Linked DNA regions of Homo sapiens: region 2 is linked to region 1. Evidence: chromatin loops called from intact Hi-C (ENCODE). Cell type or tissue: mammary epithelial cell. All regions are shown on one strand. Each heading gives the region's core, and the rest is flanking DNA. Links, peaks and the distances in the headings are about the cores only. Region 1 overlaps IGFBP-AS1 (IGFBP5 antisense RNA 1). Region 2 overlaps LOC105373873 (a long non-coding RNA gene).

Region 1 (2,920 bases), core at 156-2,655:
TTCCAAAATTGAAACAGCTTCTGAGCGGTCCATTGTAGGAACATGCCAGATCCCATGATCCAAGAAGACAGAAGGGCTCCAACCAGAAACAGTATTTATGGAGCCTGCCCTGCTCTGCCCTATCTGTCTGGAACTGCTCCAGAAGCCTCCTTAACATCAATTCGTGCAGCTATTAACTTATATGCGGCTCACATCGGGATATAAATCACTCTGCGTCACAGCTGGCTCCGGCTCCTTTAACAGCCAGCCTCAGGGTCAATTTAGACTCTAGTTAAATTGCCACCACTGCAAGCACCACTACAAAATTAACTCTAAAGTAGCACATGGTTTTACCCTCAAAAATCACTATAATTCTGTTCTATGAGAAACTACACATAAAACCTAGAAAAATATTGTGCAGAAAGGATACAGAGCTATTTCAGGACACTGACTACCTCTGTCCAGGGAAGAGGATGCGGGGATGGCATGCATGGGAGGTGAGCTGTTATCTGTCCCACTCTACTTCTCTTTTAACAAAATCTTCAGCTGGGCGCGGTGGCTCATGACTGTAATCCCAGCACTTTGGGGGGCCAAGGTGGGTGGATCACAAGGTCAGGATTTCAAGACCAGCCTGGCCAACATGGTGAAACCCTGTCTGTACTAAAAATACAAAAATTAGCCAAGCACAGTGGTGCGCACCTGTAGTCCCAACTACTAGGGATGTTGAGGCAGAAGAATCGCTTGAACCTGGGAGGTGGAGGTAGCAGTGAACCAAGACCGTGCCACTGCACTCCAGCCTGGGAGACAGAGCAAGACTCCATCTCAAAAATAAAAAAAAATAAAAATCTTCAACAACAACGGCAAAAAGTGAACATGTGTCAAATAAGTGTAGGGAGTGGAGGGCACATGCTCTATTATCTTCTGTTCTTTGAATGTTTGAAATGTGCCATAATTACCTTTTTTTAATTTAACAGGGGGAATTTTTATGAATTGTGGCTGAAGATCACTTCTGATTATTCCTCAGAGAAGGTTTAGGACACCCTTTGATGAACCCAAAGTCATCAAGTTCCTACCCTGGCCATACCTTTTCTCCAAAGAAAAGTAATCATGAACACAGCATCTGGTGGGACACAGAGGGTTTTGCACCTCAGGCTGGCCTGGTGCTATTGGGGCAACAGTGCAGTGCCGATGCTGGGGTGGCCTATAAGTGGACCCACAGGGTGTCCGTACCTGTCCTTCCATCCATGCTTTTTCTTCTCCCGTTGCCCCATCCCCATTGTTAAACACCTCTACCAGTATCTGCTTCTTTCCCTTCGTGAAAGGAGGCGTGTTTCTAATGATGTATCTATCCTGCCACCTAGCCTTCAGCAATATCACTACAACAAAGTTGCCTCATGCTGCTCTTTAACACAGACTTCAGTCTTGCTGAACCTCCCAGAGCTAGGGAAGGACCTGAACAAGGGGGCACTTTCTTTATTGAACATCACTGTACCTTAGTTTGGGACCAGGACAACATGGCCGCAGCATTAGTATTCTTGATGTGTGTTGGCCTCTGGGAGAGACTGAAGTCAATGTCATGAGGTCTTTAAAAATTGAATAAATTATATAAATAAGCCTGTCTGAGAGTGGTGAGAGTGACACAGAAAAGAGAATGAAGACAAGATCCTTAGCTAACATTTTTCCATTCTAACCAGTAGAATCCACAATACTTTGTGTCCTACTAAAAAGTCTAGCTTTCCCAAACTGTGTTATCAGGCATCATCCTTGAAAATCACTTAGAAACTCACAGGAAATGACCACAGGCAAGGCATCCGAAGCTTTATAAAATAAAAACACTATCTATCCTTTGAAAAGTTATCCAGATAAAAGATCATAAATCTTTCACTCCGCTGCATTTCTTGAAAGCTGGCTTTGATAAGCAGTTAATCTTTTAAAGGAAAGAGGAGGAGTGATCTCCGGGGAAACGGGACACAAGTGGTTGATATTTAAATACTACTTCCCCGAAAAAGATGCAGTTGACAGGTATAGAAGCTAGTCTATGCCAGAGTTGGGAAGCCCATGACAGCGAAAGCAAGCCGGCAGCACAGGGGGGTCTCTAGGAAGGGAACATTTGTATCTGGCAGGAATTAATGATCCCCTCCCAATTACCCTGGTTGATGCAAACTATTTTTTTTTTCTACAAGCAATTTTCTAAAGGTGATTGTGAACAGATCTAGACCTCCAGAATGGAGGGAAGGGGAAAATGGAATCAAGTAAGGCTCATAGGCATCCTCCATAATCCCGTATCCTGCAGTAACAACACCAACACCTTCCCACTCCATTGTCATATGTTAATTATGGACTCAGAAACAACACCCATCTGGCCAGTCCTCCATCTTTGGATGAAATTACTATAGACAATCCCAGGCTACTGAGAATTCTTCTTTCTCTCATGCCCTCTCGGGAAGCCTATCCCAGGGTCTCTTGGACAACAGCTCCAGTGTCTGAATCCCTTATAACCTAAGCCCATTTCTAAGTGGAGATAAAGAATGGCTGCTTAGCACACCAACACAGCACATGTATACATATGTAACAAACCTGCACATTGTGCACATGTACCCTAGAACTTAAAGTATTAAAAAAAAAAAAAAAGAATAGCTGCTTAACATTTACAGTCTTGCAGAGTAACCTCTCTCCATGGCCCCTGTACTGCTCTGCCCCAGGGTCCGGCTCCCACCACATTCTCCTCCCCCCTTCTCTCTACCCTTTTTATCTTTTCTGTGAATGATCCCCCCTCCTTTTACCTGTCTTCACATATTGTATTATCCAGCCATTGGAAGTCGGCTACACAAAAAGAGGTGTCACTAGAGGCCATCTCTCTCAGAATACAGGGTGACTGGAACGAGGCAACTCATGTTTCTTTGGAAGGAGTACCACAATTTCCCCCAATCATCTTAAAAGC
Region 2 (2,920 bases), core at 312-2,811, 360 kb before region 1:
TACAAAAAAAAAAAAAAAAAAAAAAGTCCAGTTCTTTTTGCAAGACGCCATTCCTTATATATCTTTCCATCTTCCATAATGCCTACAACAAGGGTGACCACATCATAAATTATTGGTAAAGATTTCCTGGTTATGCCAAGACAGAAATCTAGCCTGCTTGGTAGTTACATTTCTTTAGGCAAAATAACAAATTGACTTTCTGCTTTGAATTAGGCATATTTATGTCAACAGGAGGCCAAATCACTGCTGGGTGAGTGACCCACTGCTAGGAAGATGCCCAGACGCCAACTGGGAAAAGCTTGGCCAAGCCAATCAGGTGCTGCCAGAGCCTTCTTTGTGATAGCAATGCCAACCCATGAACTAATACCCTCCTTTGGGAGAGATGCTGACACGCCAAGGAAACTAATGTTTTTATCTCAGCTGACTCATTTGCTGAGAACAACAGGTTTATAAGGCAACTCTTAGCTTGACCCACTCTACTCCTCCATCAAAATAAAGAAATAAATAAAGTTTTCAAACTAAAGAGCATTAAAGAATGATAACTTTTCTTTTTCTTGGTACTATCTATTGACCTATACCTGGTTTTCACTGTAACACATTTGTGGTATGAAAAATGACAATATGATGTCAGAGAAAATGAGAGAGACATTTTAGAATTTATCAGAATGTGACTATGGTCACTTAAAGTCCAACTTTCTCATGTGGGTTTCAGCCTGTGCTGGAAACAAATAGCCTCTCTTACCTCTAAAGTACTTGGTTCTGTGCTCAAAGTGGCATATTAAGTTCTGCTGATTACATCAGAATTTGGATGGTGTCTCAGGATCTCAGTTTCCTATCAGTGGAATATGGAGTTGGGTTAGGCATTATTTAAGATTCCCTCCAGTTCTACCCTGTTTGTTTTAAGGTTTCCTCTTATATTTTGTAACCTCTCTTCTACTGCTTTTTGGCAAGGTCTGGAAAAGAAAGGCTATGAAGATAGGCTTGAAGATAGGGCCCACGTTACAAGGGAGAAAAAAAAAAAGACGAGGTCTCATCAAATCAACTCCATACACACTAGCAAAATTAGGGAAGGGATGGAAGGGAAGGTGAAATTAGGGTGAAAATTCTGTTCAATGCTTAGCAGAATTGTGAAAGGCCAAAGTTGGCCTAGAACCCTGCCCATACAATTCCAATGCCCCTACCACCAAGAATTGTTTTTCTCCACCCTGGACTAGGCCTATCCCTTGGGAAGAATGACCACAGAAGAGGAAAGGAGGACAATAGACAGAGCTGCGGAAATGCCCCCCAAACTTGGTCTCGGCATTGTAGACCTGCAGGCATCTGTGCAGTGCATGTTGGGGGTAAAGCCAAGTTGAACATTAATTGTTGTCATCCAAGAGTCAATAGCTTGAGAGAGTCTTTCTGCAGCTGCTTTGTACCTCTGAGCCTCCTCTCCCATGGGAGAAAGCATTGTGAGGCAGAGGGCAGCATAGTCTCATAGAACTTCACACCTAAGTTGGACATGAATTGTAAGCTAGGCTCTACCACATTCACATTCTGGGAAGGTCACCTCCCCTCTCTGGCTCTCAGAGCCATATAATACAAGGAGAAGGTGGACTTGATCTTTAACATTCTTCCAAGTCATATACTTTGTTGTGCCACAGATAAATTATCTGTTCAGCTCAGAACTGCAGGGTGGAGCGGAAGCGGAGACAATGCTGACTGTTCTCTGTCATCTCACCTCCAATCCCTGCCCCTGTGCTTAGTCAGACAACCCATCTGACTTATTTCCTGGAAGCCTATTCCCTTATTTTAGCTCTTATGGTAGAAAAATCAGGACAGTGTGAGCCCTTCCATGGGCCGTGCCATTCATAGATACCCCTGTGATTTGTGACTGCTTCTACCCAGAAAGCTCCTGGAGGCATATATTTACCAAGCAAAGGACCCTTGAAGGAAGTAGCTGTTGTCCACACAAACCATTATGGGCCAGGGGGATATTAATAAGAAGGAATGTGTGCCATCAGAAGCACTCAGCATCTGCAGTAAACCAAATCCTCCCTCTGTAGGTATGGGTTGTCTAGAAGAGAAATTTTCATGCATGACTCAGTTGCTTGCCATGCAGTGCCAAAGAAACTTAAGGAACAGTGTTAGAAAAGGCTGAGATCATTGGCAATTAAATTGACCCTTCTACCTGGATGTGTATGGCTTAGAAACCAGAGCATGCTGTAGTTCCAGCCTTGAGAATTTTTGTGAGCATAGCAAATGGTCCCTTCACTTTAAGAAAGATCAGAAAAAGAAGATATGACCTAAATCAAAAGCAAAACAAGGCTATAATAGCATTATATGACTTAGATGCTAGACTCAAGTGACCAAGAGAAATATTTTTCCCAGGAGGAGGGAAAATGCCTCTTTTATAAATTGAGAAGTGCGCTGTTCTCATACGGGTCAGACAGTAGAACATAAGGATTTCTATGCCACTGTTGCCTAAAGGAGAGAATTTTTAATGAGAAATGTTTGTTGAGTCCTGTGATTCCATGAAGACTTCCTTCAGCAAGAGCAGAATGGGACAAGGTCCCATTCCAAATGGAAACAATTTGAGGGGTATTTTAACTATAATCCTAAATGATGATAACAATTGCTTCCACTTAATTAGAATCAGTGCAAGAAAAAAGTGGAATGGAGATCACTTTACACAAGTAAAAAAGAGCTTTGTTAAATTACAGTCCCCAAAGCCACTGCATGGGAAGAACTGACTTGCCTTTCTAGGTGTCAGGTTTTCCTATCAATGCTGTAGCTCCAACTTCTTCCAAGAGGCCTGGCTTCTAGGATCTTCCTTTCAGAAATGGCCAAAATGGGATAAATGGTGTAAAAAGAGTAGATAAAGTACACTTCTTCAGAGTGAGTATAGAAGCTGGGGACACCTGGATCTAAGCTGGAATAT

The links. Hi-C counts contacts between places; a loop is a spot of excess contacts. Peaks named below come from ENCODE experiments on the same cell type or tissue, not always from the same donor. Only the 100,000 strongest peaks of a DNase experiment are listed, where the experiment ranks them.
Region 2: a loop joins it to region 1, with 4 times the contacts of the local background. A loop is called at or near these places in 31 of 110 quality-filtered maps.

Annotation. Positions count from the first base shown.
Region 1 is chr2:216,697,428-216,700,347 of GRCh38, reverse strand. The region is part of intron 1 of IGFBP-AS1 (IGFBP5 antisense RNA 1); the gene reads right to left. Among named protein-coding and RNA genes, the nearest start is that of IGFBP5, 3.3 kb to the right of the region's middle. RefSeq lists a silencer at 1,343-1,422. In mammary epithelial cell, for the core only: a CTCF peak has its summit at 1,333; no DNase peak of the experiment used is centred there.
Region 2 is chr2:217,058,125-217,061,044 of GRCh38, reverse strand. LOC105373873 (a long non-coding RNA gene) reads left to right here. Exons shown (of 4, transcript XR_923877.3): 4 at 1-523. Among named protein-coding and RNA genes, the nearest start is that of TESHL, 190 kb to the right of the region's middle. RefSeq lists an enhancer at 1,545-1,839. In mammary epithelial cell, for the core only: a CTCF peak has its summit at 1,464; no DNase peak of the experiment used is centred there.